Linked DNA regions of Homo sapiens: region 2 is linked to region 1. A link is an interaction called in ENCODE POLR2A ChIA-PET data of the cell type or tissue named here. Cell type or tissue: K562. All regions are shown on one strand. Each heading gives the region's core, and the rest is flanking DNA. Links, peaks and the distances in the headings are about the cores only.

Region 1 (7,683 bases), core at 1,161-6,160:
TTCATAGCTTTAAAAGCATTCCCCTCGTACCTGGAAGTATCCTCTTGGGCCACTAAGGAATCTGTGTGACTGATGGGGAAAATCCTGGCCACATGTCAAATCCGTCTCCTGCTCTAGTTGGTCACCAGGCACTGTGGCACTGTACCTGCTCCTCAAACTCCGTACCTCTCAAGTTCCTCTCCCCCATTCCTGTTGGAGCTGGAATCCAAAGCCAAGGACAACTGGCTCCCCCATTAACAGACTTTAATAATCCAGCCAAGAGCATCCCCTCTTACCTGCAATGAGTAAGACACTGAGAGGCCCACCAAGCCAGCACTGAGGCTGTGCCTGGAGATCACCGCAAACAGGGCAGCAAACAGAACGATGCAGTTGCCCACACACTCCAGCCGCACGGCCAGCCACCTGCGCCAAGACACACAGGCAGACAAACAGGCATGGAGTCAGCTCTACAGAGACTTGGCTTACAGCTCTTGGGGGAGGAAGGGGATTCTTTGCTAACTCAAGTAACTCCGCAGTAATTCCAGAGAGAGTCCTTCCTGGCACTGCTTTTTCAAAACATGCACAATGGGCGCAGGGTAGGGAGGGCCGAAGGCACGAGGCCAGTAAATCCTCATTAATCTGGCAAACCCATGGATTAAAACAGAGCTCTCCAGAGGCAATCTTCCCTGGAATCTGAAGCTTGCCTTTTTAAGAACCAACTTTTTTCTCATTGAAGCCTTTAAAATACATACACATAGGCCGGGCGTAGTGGGTCACTCCTATAATCACACACACACACATACACACACACACACACACACACACACACACACAGCCGGGCGTAGTGGGTCACTCCTATAATCACACACACACACACACACACACACACACACACAGTGCATTAACAACAACAAAAAGATGTCCTGGAAATTCCTAAATACTAAGAAGACATCAACTGTAAGAGACACTAGGGATTTAAAATAACCATCGTTTCTCGGCCTTTTGGCTAAAAACAAGTAGAAAATAACAGTCTCTTGTTACGAGACAGATCTGGGAGGGGAGTGCGTAACTAGTACGAGTAAACATCATTGTAACGTTCCCAAGCCCAGACTCTTCATTTCAAAGTGTTAAAATATACTATTTTACCCTTTAAAATAGAAACAGAAATCATGTTTTCTGTCATTTTGTTTTTTTGAGATGGGGTCTTACTCTGCCATCCAGGCTGGAGTGTGGATGACATGATCACAGCTCACTGCCGCCTCAACCTTCCAAGTTCCAGTGATCCTCCTGCCTCAGCCTGAGTAGCTGCGACTACAGGCCCATGCCACCACACCTGGCAAATTTTTGGTTTTTTGTTTTGTTTTTAGAGACAGGGTCTCCCTAGAGTGCCCAGGCTGGTCTCGAACTGCTGGGCTCAAGTGACCCGCCTGCCTTGGCCACCCAAAGTGCTGAGATTACAGGTGTCAACCAATGTGCCTGGTCATCTTATTTGTTTAAAGCTAGGTTTAGTATGGTATCATGTACCATCAGAACTATTTTATTTTACTTTTTATTTTATTCTTCTCTTCTCTTCTATTATTTCTTCAGATAGAGTTTCGCTCTCGTTGCCCAGGCTGGAGTGCAATGGTGCGGTCTTGGCTCACTGCAACCTCTGCCTCTTGGGTTCAAGTGATTCTCCTGCCTCAGCCTCCCAAGTACAGGCACCCACCATCATGCCCGGCTAATTTTTTTGTATTTTTAATATAGATGGGATTTTGCCATGTTGACCAGGCTGGTCTTGAACTCCTGACCTCAGGTGATCCACCCACTTTGGCATCCCAAAGTGCTGGGATTACAGATGTGAGCCACCGCGCCTGGCCATCTTATTTGTTTAAAGCTAGGCTTCGTATGATATCATATAGCACTAGAACTATTATTTTAATGTTCTAAAATATAAAGCATTCTAGGAAGATGGGGTGTTGATCTTTTCTCCATTGCAGCCCTTATGAACCAAGTGACTGATCCTCACTACTCCGACAGACACAGCCAGATTGTGACAAACTCCCTAAAAATTCTGAAGGGAAGTCAAGGTCTGTAATCATTCAGGGTTAGCCCACCCAGACTTACGCTATGGGATTAGAGTGTGTAAGACGGGCTAATGGTTATGGGACACCTCTGGGGTGCTGTCACTTTTTCAGAAAAGTCTATAAGGATGCAAATGGGTGAGAGGGACACTTCTCTAAATTCAGCAAATAATTAGCAAACTTCTGCCTCTTTTGGATTGATGCTATTATCTGTGATCCACAAGATGTCAATCTCCCACCCCCATCTCCTTTTTTTGTTTTTCCAGAGACAGGGTCTCACTCTGTCACCCAGGCTGGAGTGCAGTGGTGTAATCATAGCTCAATGCAACTTTGAACTCCTGGGCTGAAACGATCCTCCAGCCTCAGCCTCTCGAGAAGCTAGGACTACAGGCACACACCACCATGATGGGCTACTTTTTTTTTTTTTTTTTTTTTTTAAGAGAGATGGGGGTCTTGCTATGTTGCCCAGGCTGGCCTGGAATCTAATGGATCCTCCTGCCTCAGCCTCCCAAAGTACTGGGATTACAGGCGTGAGCCATGACATCTGGCCCACAAGATGACAATCTCATATGGTTTAGCTTAGTATTAGTAAATTGCTTCTGACACACATCACCCAGGGGTGCATGATCACCCCCAGACGGGAACAGCGGTATGAAGATACTCAATAGCAGAGTCGGTCGCTGGCAGTCTTGCATCACTAGGATGACAGTTAACGGGAAGCACTTGCAGGGCTTTCTGACTCCAGAAGAGCTGTGTCCCTGCACTTAAATGCCGCGGGCACTGCATGTCTACAGTGCCGCTGTCTGCTCTTAATGATTCATCTGTCCTCCGCGCTCATCAAGCCTCTCCATCCTTTCTGCAAGGCCGGGGTTTGGCTTTATACCCAGCTCAAGGTGCGAGGAAAAGATCGAGGCAAAGAGACAAGGTGCTAAGGCGGCCTCCTCCACCCGCTCCTGCAGGCCCACCATGCCCACCTGTTGGCCACGATGCTGGGGTAATAGGCCTTCTGGTTCTCGTCCACCTTCAGGTCACTCTGGTGGATGAAGCGCTCCTGCTCCTCGAAGGCTCGAATGACGCTGACCCCCAGCAAGGTCTCGTTGAAATGGGAATAGACCGGGGAGCGGCTGACCGACTCGAGGCGCTTCAGCTGCCGGGAGGAAGCCACGTAGAACCTCTGGGGTAGAGAACAGACGCGGGGAGTTGATGAAGGTTCCCTCCTGCCATCCTCCCAGGGCAGGGCTGTGCTGGAGAACATCTAGACGTAACCGATACCTCCAGGAGGCAAAATGTTAGAGCCGGGCTGCCCTCACAGGGGTGCCCACTCACCTGGTGAACCACAGGAATAGCACCACCAATGACAAGGACAGTGACAATAATAGCTCACGCTTATACAAAGCCCACAGCCCCAGGCATCGTTCTAAGCAGTTTTACAAACATCAGTTCATTCAATCCTCACAAAAAACCTGAGGTGCTCATTCCTATATGTGATGGGTAGACTAAGGCACAAAGAAGCTAGTTAATCTCCTCCCCAAGGTCACATGGCTAGCAAGGGGCAGAACTGGGATTCAAACCCAGGCCATCTGGGCTGCAAAGTGCTAACCTCTACCCTGTACTGCCTCTCTGAAGCCTTTCACCTCTAGGGTTTTCTGGAACCAGCAGTGTGGTTTTCAGCATAGGCTTTGAGGTCAACGAGACCTCAGTTCAAATCCTGACTCAACTACTGACTGGCAATATAAACACGACTAACACTTTACTTCTCTAAGCCTCAGTTTCCTTATCTGTAAAATGGGAACAACAAGGCTTGCTCGGCCAGGTGGGGTGGCTCATGCTTGTAATACCCGCACTTCAGGAGGCAGAGGCGGGAGATCACTTGAGGCCAGGAGTCTGAGACCAGCCCAGGCACATGGCAAAATGCCATCTCTACAAAAATAAAATATTATTAAGAAAACAAACGAAACAAAACAAAGCTTGCTTCACGGGGTCATTGTGAGGGTGACATGTAAGAGTTACAGTCTTACATGTGATGTGTATTTGCGTGGACACATTATTTCATAAATCATATAGATATGCATGATGTCACTAAGCACAGTGCCTGGTAATACTAGGTTGAACCACAGGAAATAGCTGTTTCTGTAGATAAGAAATAAGTATTAGCAGTTTCATATAGTTTGACCTAACAGTAAGCATTCAGTTAGCTGGTGACTATTGTTATCATTAAGTGACAGAATTCCGCCTGTTGATCACATCCCCTCAGGAGTGACTGTGTCCATGCAATGGCCGGTTCCAGCACACTCAGCCCAGCTGAGATGCCCATGAGGATAGGGTCAATCTCGTCACCCCCCTCCGATGGCCTCCCAGCGCTGTTAGAGTTGCCAACCATGCTTCTTCCCTCAACTCATCTCATCCTGTAACTCTCCCCTTCCTTCCCTGCACACAGGCCGCCTGCCTCCACCCACCATGCCCATCCCGTCCAGGCCATTCCTCATCACCCAGCAGATGGGAGCACAGATGTCACTTCCTCGGGAAGCCCTTCCCATCCTCCATGAGCACCTTCTCCGGGCTTCAGTGTCCCAGCTCCCGGGCTACGATGATACGTTTCACAAGCAGCTCCACCCACCCTCGCGGGCAGATGCTTCATCTGCTCTGCCTCCCCCAACCTGGGCATTCAGCCAGTGCCAGGCACCAAGAGCCTCCCGATAAGTCTTGTTAGATTCAGAACAAAAGCCAACCACCTTCTGCAAGCTTTGTGGAGCTGTGGATCAGAGGCTGCACCAGCCATGTGAGGACACTGCGCTCTCCTAGCCTAGGTTTTTCTCATCTACGCAAAAGGAACTGGTGAGCCCGGGGTTCCTGATTCCACAAGGTGCCTACAATTGCTTATCGACAGGAGAGCTGGGAAAACTAACAAAGGGTTGCTAGGAACTCGGCCTCCCTGCATCCTGCCCTGGGCCAGGTGTACTGGGCTGCTTTGGGGCAGAGTCCAACAAAAAGCATCAATAGCAGCAGGTGGCTTTTACAAGGCCTCTGTGGTTGGCAGCTTCTTCCTGGGTGGCGGCACGGGCGTTAATTGCAACCCACAGATGGAGAGTCTTCTGGGGCCCCAGAAGCTATGTAAGTGAACCCAGGTACCGCACAACCCCACGCAGTCTCAGAATAGCTGTTCTGCCAATTCCTGGAATGTGGATCAGATATAATTTCTTCTCCAGCTGTTCCCACCGCCTCCCATGAAATCCAGACCCCTCTGCATGGCTGAAGGCCCAGGTGATCTGCCCCATCTTACCCTGGACCACATCTCCTTCCTCTCTTACCAGCTTGCTTTCTGAACAATCCAGATGCAAATCGCTCTCAAGTGTGTTACCTGTTCACTTTCCTCCACTTGCCACTGCCTCTGAACCTTACTTACTGGAAAAATCTAACCTGAGATGAATATTTGTTCAGGAATGATCTTATTTTATTTTTTAAGACAGTCTCGCTCTGTCACCCTGGCTGGAGTGCAGTGGCACAATCTTGGCTCATTGCAACCTCTGCCTCCCAGGTTCAAGCAATTCTCCTGCCTTAGCCTCCTAAGTAGCTGGAATTGCAGGCGCCCACCACCGTGCCTGGCTAATTTTTCTATTTTTAGTAGAGATGGGGTTTCACCATGTTGGCCAGGCTGGTCTCAAACTCCTGACCTCAGGTGATCCACCTGCCCTGCCGATCTGATGTTTTTTTCAGACAACTCGCCCTGTCACCAAGGCTGAAGTGCACTGGCACAATGTCAGCTCACTGCAACCTCCGCCTCCGAGGCTCAAGTGACCCTTCCATCTCAGCCTCCCAAGCAGGTGGGACTACAGGTTCACGCCACCACACCCAGCTAATTTTTGTATTTTCTGTAGAGACCAGGTTTTCCCATGTTGCTCAGGCTGGTCTCGAACTCCTGGGCCCAAGCAATCCTCCTGTCTAGGCCTCCCAAAGGGCTGGGATTAAAGGCATGAGCCACTGCACCCGACCGAACTTCATATAAATGAAATCTCACAGTACCTACTCTTTTTCGTCTGGCTTCTTTTGATCACTATAACATCTCTGAGATAAACCCAAATTGTTGTGTATTAGCATTTCATTCCTTTTTACTACTCAACCATAAATTGTATAATTATATCACAATTTATTTCTCCACGGTCCTGTTAATGGACATTTGAGCTGTTTCCAGTTTGGGCGATTATGAATCAAGATGCTGAGAACATTCTAAGCACTGCCTTTGCTCTTTTTTTTTTTTTTTTTTTTTTAATATACACTTAGGAATGAGACTGCCTAGTGAGAGGATAAATGTAAATTTAGCCAAAAGCCATTAAAAAATTAACTATTCTATAATCTCAACCCTTAAAAAGACGATGTTTTCATGTATCTGCCTCCCTTCCAGTCCTGCCCACACACATTATGCATTTCATCTCGGTGATAACGACAGTGCACCTAGAACTTGGTCCTTTGCTAAAATCATTTCCTTTGTTGTTGAAAAATAAAAATCCTTGGTGCTCCAACAGCTGCGTCTTCTAATTATCCCTGCTCAAAGCCACATTGCTCCACGGTGTACCCAAGGTCCTGCTATTGGCAGACATTTAAGTTGCCTTCAACACTGCATTTGGCCTGTTTTGTTCTTTTTGGGTCTTTCAGGAAATTTTCCAGCTTGCGTATGAACACAGATAACATATTTGGTAAATGCAGGGGAAAAAAAAAAAAAAAAAAAAGCTGGCACCAATTTCAAGAGGATATAACGAGACTCCAGGAACTGGACCTACTCTCTCTGATTCCATCACTGTTCGTTCTCATCAATCATTGGGCCACAGTGTGGTGGGGCGCAGGGGCCACATGATTGAACCAAGGCCCCCTGGATGCCACCTGAACAGCTGTGCAGCGTGGTTTGAGATATGGTGAGCCTCATGGTTTCTTACTCTTGTTTTGCTTTGCAGCTGGAATGCTCCCATCTAAACAACCCATCCCTACTGGCAATTGTGCTGCGGTTAATCCTTTAGCGGTAACAGCAGTTTTGGAATTGGACAGACTTGAGGTTGCACTCTCAGCTCTCCCACTTAGCAAGATGCTCCACCTGTCAATTGAAAACATTATCTATCCTGCGATATCCTAAGAAACCACATGTGTTCAAAGAACAAAGAACATATAACCGTTTCTGCAGAAGGGATGCAGCAGAGACGACTGACTGCCTACACAATTTCTCCTTTCCCAACAGAAACTTCTCTGTTTTTTTTTAGACAGAGTATCACTCTGTTGCCCAGGCTGGATTGCAGTGATGCAATCTTGGCTCACTGCAACCTCCACCTCCCAGGTTCAAGCAATTCTCCTGTCTCAGCCTTCAGAGCAGCTGGGACTATAGGCACATGCCACCACACCTGGCTAATTTTTGTATTTTTAGTAGAGGTGGGGTTTCACCATATTGGTCAGGCTGCTCTCGAACTCCTGACTTCAGGTGATACACGCGCCTCGGCCTCCCAAAGGGGTAGGGTTACAGGCGTGAGCCACCGTGCCTAGGCCCAACTGAAAGTTTTTGCTGGGAAGTGCAATGTGCCCAGCTAAAACACGGCACTTTCCAGGGTCCCTTGTGAATAGAGGTGGTCCCATGACTAAGTTCTGGACAATTAGATGTACA
Region 2 (5,293 bases), core at 294-5,293, 330 kb after region 1:
TCTCTTAAGCTCCCTGCTCCCATTGCTTGCTTGCTTCCTTCCTTTAATAAATATACATTATAAGAATATTCACTCATTATTCATTGAATAAATATTCATTAGCATGCTGTCATAAAGTGTGGATTCCAGAACCTAACCCCTTGGGTTTGAATTCTGGCCCCATCATCGTCTAGTTAGTTGTATGCTCCAGGAAATAAGTCAGTTCACTTCTCTGAGCCTCAGTTTCCCCATCTGTAAAATGGGAACAATAAGCACCCCATTGGGTTGTTGGAAGGATGAAATGAGTCACTACATGTGAAGAACTGAGAAACAGGCCACTGCCCCATGGTGAGCACTTTGTAAGGATCAGCTGCTATTGTAGTGAAAGTGCTCACTATTTTTTAAAAATCCTTCCTGCAATCCAGTATCCATCTTGCAGTTTGTTTGTTTGTTTGTTTGTTTGTTTTTGAGATGGAGTTTTGCTCTCATTGCCCAGGCTAGAGTGCAATGGCGTGATCTTGGCTCACAGCAACCTCCACCTCCCAGGTTCAAGTGATTCTCCTGCCTCAGCCTCCCGAGTAGCTGGGATAACAGGCATGTACCACCATGCCTGGCTAATTTTGTATTTTTAGTAGAGACAGGGTTTTGTCATGTTGGTCAGGCTGGTCTCGAACTCCTGACCTCAGGTGACCCGGGGAGCCTCGGCCTCCCAAGTGCTGGGATTACAGGCATGAGCCGCTGAGCCTGGCCCATCCTGCAGTTTGTTGTTGTTGTTGATTTTTTTGTTGAGACAGAGTCTCACTCTGTTGCCCAGGCTGGAGTGCAGTGGTGCGATCTTGGCTCACTGCAACCCCCGCCTCCTGGGTTCAAGCAATTCTCCTGCCTCAGCTTCCCGAGTATTATGCCATCATGCCCAGCTAATTTTTGTATTGTTAATAGAGATGGGTTTTCTCCATGTTGGCCAGCCTGGTCTCAAACTCCTGATCTCAGGTGATCCACCCACCTCAGTCAGCCTCCCAAAGTGCTGGGATTACAGGCATGAGCCACTTCGCCCAGCCCATCCTGCAGTTCTGATTCTCCCCACACTGGTTCTAAAGTCCCGTTCCCCTCGTGAAATGGTTTCCTGCACCCATGAGAATAAAACTCAGATTCCTTACTGTGACTTGGAAGACTGAGTGTGATCTGCTCTTCCCTCTTCACTTCCTGCTGTCCTCCTCTGTTGTGGCCCTCCAGCCATGCTGGGAGCCATTCTGTCTCATACCTGGGCCCAGCATTTCCCTCCCTTGGACCTCTGTCCATACTGTTTGCCCTGCCTGGCCCACCCTTCCCTCCATCCTTCCCACAGGGCTCTCTTGTAACTTTCAAGGCTCAGCAACTCCCTGGCTTCCCCATCCACAGCCTCCCCTCTCCTCCCTTCCCCTCGATCTTCTCAGTCACATCACCCAGATGTAGCAATGATATCTCCACCACGAACTATCTTGATTATTTGTTTACTTGGCTATTGTGTATCTCCATCTCCTGGAATGCAGCGTTAGCAAGGACTTGGCACACTGCCCACACACAGCCAGTGCTGGAGAAGGAGGCCTTAGCCATTGTTAGGAAGGAAATCCCAAAACGATCAGACTTTTATTTGCAAATGCATCCAGTCAGCCCAGAACCACCAACATCTTCAGTCTCTGTATTCAATTTTATTTTGCTTGTTGTGAAATTCAGCCAAAGTGACTTGAAGGACCTACAAGTTGACAGCAGGGCTGAGCTTTTACGCGTAGTTGGTGCTTAAGAGAAGCCAGGCTGGAGCCAACTGTTTGGTTATGCAGTTAAGAAACTGAAAATTGGCCGCGCACTGTGGCTCAGGCCTGTAATCCCAGCACTTTGGGAGGCCGAGGCGGGCGGATCACGAGGTCAGGAGTTCGAGACCATCCTGGCTAACACGGTGAAACCCCATCTCTACTAAAAAAATACAAAAAAATTAGCTGGGCATGGTGGCGGGTGCCTGTAGTCCCAGCTATTCAGGAGGCTGAGGCAGGAGAATGGTGTGAACCTGGGGGGCGGGGCTTGCAGTTAGCAGAGATCGCACCACTGCACTCCAGCCTGGGTGACAGAGCGAGACTCTGTCTCAAAAAAAAAAAAAAAAGAAAAGAAAAGAAACTGAAAATTGGCCACGCACCGTGGCTCACGCCTGTAATCCCAGCACTTTGGGAGGCCGAGGCGGGTGGATCACGAGGTCAGGAGTTCGAGACCATCCTGGCTAACACGGTGAAACCCCATCTCTACTAAAAAAAATACAAAAAAATTAGCCGGGCATGGTGGCGGGTGCCTGTAGTCCCAGCTATTCAGGAGGCTGAGGCAGGAGAATGGCGTGAACCTGGGGGGCGGAGCTTGCAGTGAGCTGAGATCACGCCAGTGCACTCCAGCCTGGGTGACAGAGCGAGACTCTGTCTCAAAAAAAAAAAAAAAAAAAAAAGAAAAGAAAAGAAACTGAAAATTGGCTGGGTGTGGTGGCTTATGCCTGGAAACTCAGGGCCTTGAGAGGCCGAGGCGGGAGGGTGGCTGGAAGCCAGAAGTTTGAGACCAAACTGAGGAACACAGTAAGACCCCATTACTACAAAAAATTTAAAAATTAGCTAGGTGGGATGGTGCATGCCTGTAGTCCCAGCTACTCAGGAGGTTGGGGAGGGAGGATCACTTGAGCTTGGGAGTTAGAGGCTAAGTGAGCTATGATGGCACCACTGCACCTCAGCCTGGGCAACAGAGCAAGACCCAGAGACAGGAAGGAAGGAAAGGAAGGGAAGGAAGACAAGAAAGGAAGGAAACTGAAAGCTGAATAAATGTAATTTTTAGGCCTGAGTTGTATTTTGTCTAGCATGTAATCCATCCAGTATAATCAGTTTAATTAGAGGCCATGGGCCTGGCTGGAGATAGAGCTGTGTGATCAGGGGGCTAAAGTAAGAGGAGGAGGGTGGTTTCACATAAAATTAGAGAGAGGTAAGGGGGTGCTTCCAGGCCCTGGGGAGGAGTTTAAACTTTCGTCTAAAATGGATGACAGGCTGGGCATGGTGGCTCATGCCTGTAATCCTAGCACTTCGGGAGGCCAAGGCAGGCTGATCGCTTGAGCTCAGGAGTTCAAGACCAGCCTGGCCAACATGGCCAAACCCCCTCTCTACAAAAACAAAAATTAGCTGAGCGTGATGGCATGTGCCTGTAGTCCCAGCTACTTAGGAGGATGAGGCAGGAGGATCTCGGTTCACTGAGCCTGGGAGGCAGAAAGTTGGCACTGAGCCAAGACTGCACCACTGCACTTCAGCCTGGGTGACACAGTGAGACCCCATCTCAAAAAATATATATAACAATAAAATAAATAAATGAAATGGATGAGAACGTGCTAAGGGACTCAAGCCAAGGAAGGACAAAGTTTAACCAGTGGGTCAAATCAGGCCCTTGTCTGTCTGTTCCAGATAAAGTTTTATTGAAACACAGCCGCACCCACTTGTTTACGTATTTGCTTTTGTGCTGCAGTGGAGAGCTGAGCAGATGTGACAAAGAATGCGTGACCCTCAAAGTCTAAAATATTTACTGTCTGACCTTTTACAAAAAGAGTTTGCTAACTCCTAGCTTAAACAGTGGGAAAATGTGAATATTATTTATATTGTAATGATAGGATGAATGCTGAAAATCATTATACAAACAATATATAACTTCTGTGGAAGCAGTGGTTATAAAAGTAATAATAGGTGGGCACAGTGGCTCACACCTGTAATCCCAACACTTTAGGGGGCCGAGGCAGGAGGATTGCCTGAGGCCTGGAGTTCAAGACTATCCTGGGCAACTTAGCGAGACCCCACAAAATCAAAAAATTAGCTAGGTGTAGTGGCACATGCCTGTCATCCCAGCTACTCAGGAGGCTGAGGTGGGAGGGTCACTTGAACCCAGGAGTTCGAGATTGCAGTGAGTCAAGATTGTGCCACTGCACTCCGGCCTGAGCAAGAAGCAAAACTCTGTCTCAAAAAACAAAAGTAATAATAACTAACATTTTGGCATACCAGGCATTGTTCTAAGCATTTTATATAAATGTTCACTCATTTAATCCTCATAAGAATCATATAAAAGGTCAGGCATGGTGGCTCATGCCTGTAGTCCCAGCACTTTGGGAGGCTGAGGCTAGAGATCACTTGAGACCAGGAGTTCGAGACCAGCTTGAGCAACATAGCGAGACCCCTGTCTCTACAGAAAATTTAAAAATCAGCCAGCTGTGGTGGTGTGCACCTGTAGTCCCAGCTACCTGGGAGATTGGGGCAGGAGTATCACTTGAGCCTAGGAATTCTCAGCTGCAGTGAGCTATGATTGCATCACTGCACTCCAGCCTGGGCCACAGAGTGAGATCTTGTCTCAAAAAAAAAAAAAAAAAAATCATACAAGGTAAGTGTTTTTATTATACCCATTTTATAATGGGGTAAAGAAACTGAGGTATGGAGAGGCTAAATGACTTGCCTAAGGTCACCCAGGTAACTGGCAGAGGAGGGATTTGAACTTGAGCAACCTGGTCCTGGAGCCCATTATGCTATTCTGCCAATTGATGCTATAGGGGAGAGAGGCGTTGCTTCTGCCTGGGGTTTTGCAGGACGTGTAGGAGTTGTACAGTACAAAATGCCAGGGTGCTTTGCCAGTCACATAAAGACCAGGGACTGAATAGCTGTGAGGTTCATCAGAGACAATTTGGCTTTCCTACCAGTGGCAAACCACAGGCTGCAATGGACTTGGCAATATTCGACCCTGGGAGCCAGGACCAGCTGCAGAATTTGTAGAATTTTGCAAAATGAAAATGCTGGCTGAGTGCAGTGACTCACACCTGGAATCCCAGCACTTTGGGAGGCTGAGGCGGGCAGATCACATGAGGTCAGGAGTTCGAGGCCAGCCTCGCCAACATGGTGAAATCCCATCTCTACTAAAAATATAAAAATTACCCAGGCATAGTGGCGGGCACCTGTAGTTCCAGCTACTTGGGAGGTTGAGGCAGGAGAATCACTTGAACCTGGGAGGTAGAGGTTGCAGTGAGCCGCCATCACACACTGCACTCCAGCCTGGGCAATAGAGCAAGAGTCAGTCTCAAAAAAAAAAAAAAAAAAAGAAAAGAAAAAAAATGCAGAGCGTTTATAAAGAATTAGGAAGAATTTCCAGATGGCAACATTAGAGTATGAAGCACAGGGTGGTCCCTGTGAGACGGTACAGGTCACACTCATGAAGCCAGCCTGGCTGGGGGATTAAGTGGCCATTGGGTGGTTCTTCCCAGCTGCTGGGGCTGGACTGATTAAAAGGA

Evidence for each region. Peaks named below come from ENCODE experiments on the same cell type or tissue, not always from the same donor. Only the 100,000 strongest peaks of a DNase experiment are listed, where the experiment ranks them.
Region 2: POLR2A ChIA-PET joins it to region 1 with 5 read pairs; 2 of 35 experiments call an interaction of 5 or more read pairs at or near these places.

The regions. Positions count from the first base shown.
Region 1 is chr16:16,117,508-16,125,190 of GRCh38, reverse strand. ABCC1 (ATP binding cassette subfamily C member 1 (ABCC1 blood group)) reads right to left here. Exons shown (of 31, transcript NM_004996.4): 24 at 3,017-3,216; 25 at 276-402. Among named protein-coding and RNA genes, the nearest start is that of ABCC6, 100 kb to the left of the region's middle. In K562, for the core only: no CTCF peak of the experiment used is centred there; a DNase peak (open chromatin) is centred at 4,180.
Region 2 is chr16:15,790,766-15,796,058 of GRCh38, reverse strand. All of the region lies in intron 4 of MYH11 (myosin heavy chain 11), which reads left to right. Among named protein-coding and RNA genes, the nearest start is that of MYH11, 64 kb to the left of the region's middle. In K562, for the core only: no CTCF peak of the experiment used is centred there; no DNase peak of the experiment used is centred there.